2 separate regions of the Homo sapiens genome follow, and region 1 is linked to region 2. The links are chromatin contacts, found by Hi-C in ENCODE. All regions are on one chromosome and are shown on one strand. The core of a region is the stretch at or near the end of the contact, and the rest is flanking DNA. Distances in the headings are between cores, read along the strand shown.

What was found. Hi-C counts contacts between places; a loop is a spot of excess contacts on that map. Pooled maps may share reads with other maps.
Region 1: a loop to region 2 is called in a map with no recorded cell type, with 5 times the contacts of the local background. The contact joins two enhancer-like sites. A Hi-C loop is called at or near these places in 9 of 37 single-sample maps with no recorded cell type and 4 of 50 pooled maps.

What each region holds. Positions count from the first base shown.
Region 1 is chr12:131,220,195-131,225,098 of GRCh38, forward strand. No RefSeq gene overlaps it. Among named protein-coding and RNA genes, the nearest start is that of LINC01257, 58 kb to the left of the region's middle. RefSeq lists enhancers at 1,985-2,064, 2,285-2,384 and a silencer at 2,579-2,750. Within about 2 kb of position 2,242, at least 2 of the 41 ENCODE cell types and tissues checked have a DNase peak (open chromatin) inside an H3K27ac peak, as active enhancers do.
Region 2 is chr12:131,090,798-131,095,693 of GRCh38, forward strand. The region is part of intron 15 of ADGRD1 (adhesion G protein-coupled receptor D1); the gene reads left to right. Among named protein-coding and RNA genes, the nearest start is that of LINC01257, 72 kb to the right of the region's middle. RefSeq lists enhancers at 582-681, 1,142-1,301. Within about 2 kb of position 2,699, at least 3 of the 41 ENCODE cell types and tissues checked have a DNase peak (open chromatin) inside an H3K27ac peak, as active enhancers do.

The DNA of each region.
Region 1 (4,904 bases), core at 992-3,491, 130 kb after region 2:
CGAATTGTGTGTCACTGAGGCTACCAAGAGGAATCAGGCACAGGTGACCTCATGGGGGACTGAACACAAGTGTGGCCAGTTCAGAGCAGGAATCAAAATCACACAGGCCCCACCCCACTCCCCTCTCACTCCTGTGCTCCCTGCGACAGGTTCCTTAATGTCTCTGTTTCTTCCTCCATAAAATGAGGGCAGCAGCCAGCTCACCTCCTGGGGTGCTGGGCTGAGTGAGTCCTGCCTGGAAGGTGCTCAGAGCAGGGCCTGGCCCAAGAGGCCCCTCAGCTCACAGCGGCCCTCACTGTGGAGCCGTGGCGCGGGTAATTGATTTTCTGGTTCTGCTGACGTGAGACTCTGCACCTGTGAGGTGGTGGCTGCCCAGTGCTGTTCAGGGAGCCTGGGCTCTGACTGGCTATTCCATGATTCAGCAACTTTGGATTCTCACCATATCCACATGTGAGTTATAGGAATTCCAAGATATGCATTTTGCAAGACAAAATGAGAGAAATAGTTCAAATCGAATATGCCCAGTTAGATTTAACACATACGCCATTTATTATCCGCTGTTCATTTCAGTCTGTGTTCTGCATCCTGAATATGTTTGCGTCTGTTCTGTATATATTTTGCAGAACCATTGGGCACTGTGTTTTGGGGTGATTTCTAAGGGCGATTTTGACCAAGCAGTTTGCCCTCTGTGCCGGCGTTAGGACAGAGTCCACATATGGTGTGTGGGTCTGCCCCATAAACAAGGGATCCGTTCCTATCTCAGGATGAACATAGAGGTGTGAAGTGAGAATTCTGGCAGTGCCCTCCCTCCCTCCCTCCAGGGTGGCAGGATCGCTGCCGCATCTCAGTCCCCACTGCGTTCTGTGCAGGCTTCTCTGTTCCTTTCTAAGAGTTGTGGCTGAATTCAGCCCTGCCATGCGATGGGATCACATCTGGCACCTGCACAGGCAGGGCCCTTGCTGTTGGCCCAGCGATCAGGGACGGTGGCCTGGCCCAGGGCAGGGGCAGGGACCTGGGAGAATGGCCCAGGGCAGCTTGGGTCTGGGGAAGAGCCAGGGGCCTGGTGGACAGCCAGGTAGGGCCGGATGGGGTTGGCAGTGACTCCTGGGCCATGGTTCTCCCTCCTGGTACCCTAGGGACGCCCCCCTTCCCCACTATGTGCTGAGTGTCGCAGAGGCTTTTGGCCTGCAGCCCCCCTTTTCCTACAGCCTCAGCTTTTCAAGAGAGAAGTGCTGGCTCCCTTGGCTCAGCACACAGTCCCCTGCGCGGCTGGCACAGAGCTGTGCCATCTCCAGTGTGGACAGACCTGCAGGTGGCCCCAGATCAGGCTCCTAAGCACTTGCTGGAGCCCGGAAGCAGAGCCCTCCTTCTATTATTTTCTTAGGACAGGCGCTCTCTGTGGGGCCAGTGCACCCTCCTGCAGGAAGCCCTCCAGGGTGAGATGGAGATGCTGAGACCACCTGGCCACACCCAGATTCCTCTCTAGGCCACTACCCCTCCACAGTCAATTAATGAGCACCTACCGTGTGTGAGGCAGGGCTGGGCAGTCTGAGCACAGGGTCCTGTGTCAGGGACAGAGTTGAACTGGACACCAACCAGTCCTGCAGTGCCGAGTGGGTGCAGGAGGGGCCGAGGCCTGGGGGACGTGGGTGGGGACACGCCCCCTGGGGAGGGGCTGGGCAGAGAGGGGCAGGGTGAGCAGGACCCGCCAGGACATAGAGGGAGCCTCGCTGGCAGAGGGCAGAGGGGTCAGGGCCCATGGGGAGGCCACGGTGTCCTGGGATTAATGAGGTTCAGCAGGGCTGGGGGAAGGTGGAGGGAGATGGATCCCAGGCTCAAGGGTCAGTCCCCTGAGGACTGAACTCTGACCTTTTCATCTCTTGCCCAGATTCCTTTCAAAGAGTCCTGGGGAGTCACACCCTACAAACCATAAAATCTCATGAAATGGGCTTTTCTATTAACCTGGTATAATGGGGCTCACCTTCCAGCCTGACTGTGGTACGGCTCAGGTGACAGACAGCAGACCCGTTCTCTTAACCCCAGCACCCCTTCTCCTGACTCCAAGACTTTAGACAAAGCTTGGCTCTCTCAGCCAGCTGTGAGCTAAAAAGATCCCGGAAACCCACCGGTGACTGGTAAGCCCCGGCCTCCCGTGGTCCCGCCTTTGCGGGCTGAGCCGACGTATCCCTTCCCTGCATGGATTCGTGATTGTGTCTGCAGGCCCTGTCTCTCTGCAATGCATGAAATCAGCCGTAACCAGCCCCTGGGGCACTCTCAGGAACTGCCCAGGCTGTGTTTCCTGGGCTGCGGGCACGCATACTGGCTCAGAATAACCTCTTTCAATATCTTGGTAGAATTTCGTTTTTCTATTGTCAGCCTGCCAAGCCCTGTCTGCCTCAGTGCTGAATGTGAGTGTGTGAGTGCATGTGAGTGTAAGTACATAAATGGGTGTGTGAGTGTGTGTGCGTTCTGTAAGATGTGAGTATGTGTGCATGAGTGTGTGCGTGTGCATGTGTGTGTGCGTGTGCATGAGCATGTGTGTTTTAGTATGTGAGTGTGTGTGTGTATCCTGCCGACTCAGCCACACCACCCCTGCTCTGCCCTGTAGAGATAGCCTGAGGCTCCTGGGCAGAAGATGGCCAGGTTCTGACAACAGGAGTGGGTAGGAACCCGACGTGGGAGGAGCCTGAGAGGAGGGCACTCCCCAGCCCCCAGCTCCCACCGCAGTGCCTCCATGTGGTCCCAACCCTGGTGGCGCCTCTGCCCTACTGTCTGTCCCCAGCCAAGATGGACCTTGCTGGGTGGGAGGTGGGTGTCTCCCTGGTCCAGCAGTTGAGGGGACTCCTGAGCCCTGCCCACTTTCCCTCCCCTTGCCCCAGCCTGGGGGAGGTTACCGCGCTTCCCTGAGCCCCCGGCTCATGAGGCCTCTCCTCCCTGCTCCTCCTCCCTGCGCCCTTCAGCCTGCATCCTCCTCCCTGCCTATCTTCCCTGCTCCTCTCTGACCCCTCCTCCCTGCATCCTCCAACCTTGGCCCTCTTCCTTGTCCCCTCTTTCCAGGCCCCCTACCAGTCCTCGCCCCGGCTCTGTGTTTCCCGCTCTCCTGTGGGGTGGCGGGGCCAGGCCTCCCTTCTGGCTGCATTCTGTGGTTCGGGCTGGGGCTAACGCACAGCCACAGAGGGGATTTTCGGGGAGCAAGTGACCATTCAGTGAACGTAGCAAAAGGTGACTCTGGCCCCCTGCAGAGAATGGCCCGGTGGCGGTGAGAGGCAGCAGGGCTGGGGGACTGCGGTTCTCCTGGGAAGAGGTGGCGGTGGTGGTGGCGGTGGCGGTGGCAGTGGGGACGGATAAACGTGGACGCAGCCATGAAAGTTAGAAAATAAACCCAGAGCCCTAGGAGGGGCGCTCCACGAGGCCCGTTGTACAGAAGGAGAAACCGACGCCAGAAAGGCACGTGGCTCCCTCGGCCACCGCCAGCCCTGGTGCCTGGAGAAGGGAAGTGGCCTCCGGTCCAGGGACCTCAAATACGCGGACCAGAAGTCTCCTCTCAAGGCCGCGTCTACCGATGGCCGCCCCGTTATCCTGGCTCTAGAAAATCTTCCTGACTGAGGCAACATTGAAATAACATGAGAAATGCGGTACGAAGTTGCTGGCACCGCTGGCCTGGCTTCAATGCCTTCATTATTCTCAGTTTGCACAGCGGGGTCCTCGTGCACAGAGTGTCACTGTCTTGGTACTCAGGGGAGCTCCCGGTGGGGAGACTGGGCAGGCTGGATGTGGGCGGCAGGGGAGCTATGGGGGACCCCATCCCTACAGGCTCCTCCCCACAGACCAAGTGCGCTGCCTTCCTCAGGTGCTGACACAGGTGCGCAGACACAGGACAGCTGGGGAAGGGGGATAGACAGAGCACAGCTGTCCCGGGCCCAGAGCCAGTGCAGGCCGCCCACCACCCGATGGAGTCAGGGTTTGGATTAGAGAAGGGGCCTTGCTCAGGTTCAGGCCTGAGCAGAACCAGGGGTTTCCAAAGCGCTGGGCTTGACTCCAACAGATTAAAGCTCATTACACCCACCTTGGGATCATTCCTGCCCTCTGCAGGTGTGCTGTGCTGAAGCAGTGGGGCCAGGTGTGAAACAGGAGGCATGGCCAGGTTGGAGGGGCGGGGTCAAACCACAGGGGCGGGGCCACGGTGGGGGTGTGGTCAGGGTGTGGTCAAGCTGTAGGGGAGGGGCGGGCTCGATCTGCGGGAACGAGAGGTGTGGTCAAGGTGTGGTCAAGTCATGGGGGGTGGGGCCAGGATGGAGGGGTGGGGTCAAGCCACAGGGGCTGGTCAGGGTGGAGAGGTGTGGTTACACCGTAAAGGCAGGGCCAGGGTAGAGGTGAGGGATCAGAGAAGGAAATGGCTAGAAAGAGGGGGTGGGGATAGGATGGACAGGGGTGGCCAAGCCATGGGTGTGGAGATAGGGGTGGGGCCAGGGTGAGGGGAGGAGCCAGACAGAAGGGTGGGGCCAGGGTGAAGGGCATGGTCTAACCATGGAGTGCTGTCAAGCACTGGGGGAAGCCAGGATGGAGGGGCAAGGTCAAACCACAGGGGTGGGGCCAAGGTGGAGACGTGTGGTCGGGGTGTGGTCAGGCCATAGGGGCGGGGCCACATTGGAGGGGGCTGGGTCAGGCGTGGGCGGGGCCAGGCTGGAGGGGCAGAGCCAGGCAGGGGGTGTGGTCACACTGTCCTGTAACGGGAGGGAGGACACACACATCCTGACACCCAGCCTTTGAGGTCTCCACGGGTCTCACAGCCCGTACCTCACTGCGTCCATCTCTTCCCCCACTTCATGACTGGCCCTCAAGAGTCAGGAGTGAATGAACCCCACTGCACAGTGTGTGACACATCACATCTCATCTCTCTGCGC
Region 2 (4,896 bases), core at 1,449-3,948:
AGAATAAATTCCTGGCAGGTGAATCTGTGGGCAAAGGGCACAGGCATTTTGATTTTGAAAGACATTGCCGCATTGCACTCTGGGAACCGTGTACCAATTTATTGCTCCTCCAGCCAGGGTCAAGAATGGGTAGCTTTGCTTTACATGTGAGTCACAGAAACATGGCGTCATCTCTGGGTGCTTCTAACTTCTCCTGCTGAGTGCAGTTCAAGCAGGGGAACGAACCCCTGGGCTGTCCAGTAGATCTGCATCCAGACCCACCCTTCACCACCCCAACTGCTCCACTCCCCAGGCCTGATTTCTGCCCCTTTGAAATTAGCAACCCCAGATCCAGTAAGAACCCAGAGAAGGCAAGTTTTTCTTTTAATTGGATAAAATTATCCTAGAAAAGTAGGCCATTGGAACAGATAGAGAATTCATCCAGAACAGACCCTGTAACTTCTCAGTACACCCATGAGAATCTATGTCAGAGAATTAAAAGAATCAGCAAGTAAGATGACATAAAAAAGTATAAAATCAGAATATTGACATTATTTATAGTAGAAATAACAGAAGCATGAATAAACATAACACTAATGATTGTGTAAATTCTAATACATCCACGCTAAGGGAGATTATTCATCTCTATACTAAAAGAGGAATGATGAAGTCACGAAACGCGGTGTAACTGTGAAAGAATGGGGTTGTCACCATGCCAGTGCGTTTGCAGGGATTTCCAAGGTAACATTGTGTGAAAAGGACAAGACGTAGACTAGAGTGATACATATCCCATTTTTGTAAAGCCACGCCAAAATCCCCTATGCGTGGGTGTGTTTCTGTATATGTGTTTAAATATGCAACATTTGTATCTTGGTATGTGATTATCAGAAAGGCACGGGCAGTGCATTCAAGGTTGTTAGTGGGCCGGGGCGAGGAGGGGGCCACAGAGGTGAGGCAGTGGCAGGAGCTGGGGAGAGAAAGGACTGTAAACACCAGCCTGTGGGCTCTGACCCAGGTGTGTATTTGTGTGGAATTGTGTGATATGATCAAATGAGTAAAGTCAGCCTGCTGGCAGAGGTGTTTCTGAGGCCTGCTACCCAGGGGTGGTGTTTCATGTTCACTGCGCCTTCCTGATGTCCGGGTGCTGAGACACGCCCATGCCTGTGTTTGCTGTATGAATGAGGGTATGGAGGAGTGAGTCTGTTCCACAAGAGGAGAGGAACTTAGGGAAAGAGATGTGTTCTCCTTGGAGGCCAGAATGCCACATGCGTGCTGGTTTAGTCGGTGGATCCCAGTCATGCTGGCACAACTGGTCTGTACTGCCGCAGGTAGGTGGGAGCTCAACTTTCTGTCCTCCCTAAGGACTGGCTGGCAGGGTGCGAGGGAGTGAGGACCTGAGGTTAACACAGGGGTGGATGCAGGTGTGGGCTGGCTCAGCCAGGGACCGAGAGGAGGGCTCAGGCGTGCACTACTCAGCGTTTCTTGCTGAAGCCACACACCCAATGAAGGTGCTGGGCATGGGGACTGGTGCCGTGGAAGGCATTTGGGCCTGGCCTTAGGGAAAATTCAGCTGCACCTACTCCTGGCGCTTGTGTTCCCCGCTCAGGGTGTGCAGGCCAGGGAGGTGGTCTGGTTGTCTAAGGTGGGAGAGCCCCCGATATTGATAGACAGTCCTGCCAAGGCTGCACCCAGTGGGAAGGGCAGTGGTCGAGGAGCGTGTGGGAGGTTGGGAGGAGTCCCAGGGCCCGCCACGGTGCGCTCTTTCTTCCTGCAGGTGGCCACTTCCTCCCAGGCGGCCACTTCCCAGGCTTCAGGCATGGGAAGCGTCCCAGGCATGGGCACCTGCCTTGGGGTGGCTCTGACCTGGGGGGTGCAGGAGCCCTGTGCCAGTACAGGAGCACCTGGGAATGCCAGTCCCCGAGCACCCGCTCCTGGGGCCTGGTGGTCACAGGGAAAAAGCATTTCAATAGGACGGTCATGAACCGTGGTCTGAAGGCTGACTCTGGCCAGTGACTGGGCTTCTCCTAGCCCACAGAGGCTTAAATTTTTAAAAATTGGTTGTCAGTATTCCAAAACACAGACATTTTATCTAAAATTTGGGATTTCTTTTTTTTTTTTTTTAAATAAAACAAGAAGAGGAAGATGTGGCCACGCTGGGCTTCCCCCTCTGGCTGGAAACGATGCTGGAGGCGAGTGGCTACCACCCCTGCACTCAGGGCGAGGTCCCCAGGGCCCCCCGGTCCCCATGGCCTCCCCGTACCACAAGCAGCTGCCCCTCCTCATCACGTTCGCATCGCTCTTCTGCTTTTAGGAGACAGTGAAATGCTTCCTGCTCTTGTCTTGGTGGGAAAGTGACATATGCACTGAGAAGGACTTGGGTTAGAACTGTGGGAGGGAGGATGCTTGTTTTGGCAGCACAGTCCCACCTGGTGGTTATGTCTGCAGGCCCCCACTGGCCTCCTGAGCTGATGCCCTGCCTCTCAGGAGGCATTTGAGGTTGTAGTTTCTGAGTCAGAGGAGTCCGTGTCCTGAAACCAACTGCAGGCTTTTCTGGGCATTTCTAAATCTAGCTATGGGTGGGAAAGGAAGGGCACCGTGGGGGCACACCACGCCTTCCTGAGGCAGGAACGGCAGTGCAGCCTCCGCCCAGACCCATGGTTCTAGGCCCCGTGCCCCGCGGTTACCCAGCCAGGTGCAGCCTTGAGCCTCTCAGATGGGCCCTGGCTCCAGGGAAGGGCACAGGGCGGGCAGTGGCAGGGGCCTGAATTACACGGTGTTGCTGGGAGCTGTGAGAACCACTCTGAGCTGTATTTGCGGTCCCGAGGGTGTGTCACAGGCGGGACTGTGCCAACTGCAGTGCCGGCAGCCGCAGCATGTACAGCTCAAGTCAGAAACAGGCTCCCTCCACGGGGTCTCTGTGTGAATGTTAGCCAGACCACCTCCCAATAACACCTCCTGCATGCAGCTGGGGTTAGTAGTGGCCCCTCTGCCTCCCAGCCAGCTGGACACACAGGTCCCTCCCAGTGATGTGCCAGGTGGCCTTGGGCAGGTGCCTGCTCTGAGCCTCAGTTTCCCCGCTGTGACATGGGTGGGACCCTTTCCTTGTGGAGCTGTGGTGGTGATGAGGAGGCAGAAGTAAGCACAGCTCAGGCCCAAGCACCCAGCCTCAGCAGCACCCAGCCTCAGCACCCAGCCCTGAGCACCCAGCCTCAGCACCCAGCCCTGAGCACCCAGCCTCAGCACCCAGCGTCAGCACCCAGCCTCAGTCCCCAGCCTCAGCACCCAGCCTCGGCACCCAGCCCTGAGCACCCAGTCTCAGCACCCAGCCCTGAGCACCCAGCCTCGGTACCCAGCCCTGAGCACCCAGTCTCAGTACACAGCCTCAGTACCCAGCCTCAGCACCCAGCCCCAAACACTGCCTGACAGAGTGAAGTCACAGTGAGCCATGAGTATGAGGTCCCTAGGGATGTCCTGGCCCTGAGGACCCCTGAGAGTGGAGTGGGAGTGGGGTGGGGTGGAGCAGGCCTGGCTACTGCACCTGGGACTGCAGCCATCCCAGCATTGACCCGTTCATGGCCACAAGTCTCCTTCCATTCACTCTTCATAAGGAAGGTTCAGTCCTGTGGCTGTGGGCACCGGGGCAGGACGGTCTATTGCCCTGTTGATGGGGGTGGGGGTAACTGTGGAGGCTGGAGGGGCTCCAAGGAGAGGCCCCTCCACCCATCCCTGGACCCCTCTAATCCTGGAGGCAGAAGAGGGTCCTGCCTTGCCCAGGAGTAACAAGGAAGTTGGTTTGTTCAGCAGCGCCCCCCCGACTCCCCAAGCAATACTGTGGTTCACCAGTGTCTTCTGGCTGAGTGGGGAGGGCATGCATCCTCAGTACCATCCTCTTAGAGACCCAGAAAATTGTCACCATCCCTTCTGATTTCCCAGCCTGTGCAGTTCTTCCAGAAGGAGAGGGTGGTGGGCAAAGCCTGCTGGGTCCTTCTGCATGGGCTCCTTACCATTCCACCAGCAAGCCCTCCAGGTGCACGGGTGCACGCTGTTCCCGCCCCGCCTTACAGATGAGTTTTCCTGAGCCCTGTCCTGGGCTGCTGAGAGCTGGGCTGGGGATGGGAGCTGGGAGCTCACCCGGGGGAGGCGCAGGGGCATGCGTCCTTCCACCCCCTCCCGTCTCCTGCCCTACCCACCCCTTCCCATGCCCCTCCAGTCTCCCTCGAGACGCCCCCTCTCAGCCCCCAGGGCCCTCCCCTGTACCCTGTGGCCTGTGCCTCTCTGAGTGGAGAGCTGAGTGAGCCCTGGGAACAGGGCTGACACCTGCCACCCCCATCTCTCCCTTCAGTCCCCCCGACTCTCAGGCTGCTGGCCACCTGGGACATTGGGAAATGGGCCTAAGAGGTAAAAACCTGCACTTCGAGGTGGAGCAGCAGCCAGTTGCTGCCGGGACTCAGCTTTGCTGTCAGCTCAGCCCCAGCCCTGCCTGGGCACCTTGCAGTCCTGGGGGCAGGGAGACGTAGCTTCAAGGTTCTGAGGGTTCCACCCCTGCCCCTCTTGACAAATTCAATTGCCGTTGCCTCCTCCAACCAGACCCAGGCTGCTCCTTTTAGAGGAGAAGCATATGTTGCTTCATTTATTCCCTAATTCTCCTGAAGAAGTGTCTGCTCTGGAGTGTGCTGGGCTGGAGCCGCTCTGCAGAGGGAGCTGCAGCAGCCTCTGGGGTGGTCCTGTCTTGGGGGATCTTCTTTCGGGGCTACCCTCAGAATTGGGGTCTTACTCTGTGGGGCTGAGGGTGGGCCGGGTGACCAGGACTGGGAACATGGTCAGGGGCCAGACTGGACGTTCCCAGGGCAGATGGACGCATAGCCCGGCCGAGGGATCGGGTCGCTTTGCGGGGCAGCTGTGGGCTGCAAGGCTGTG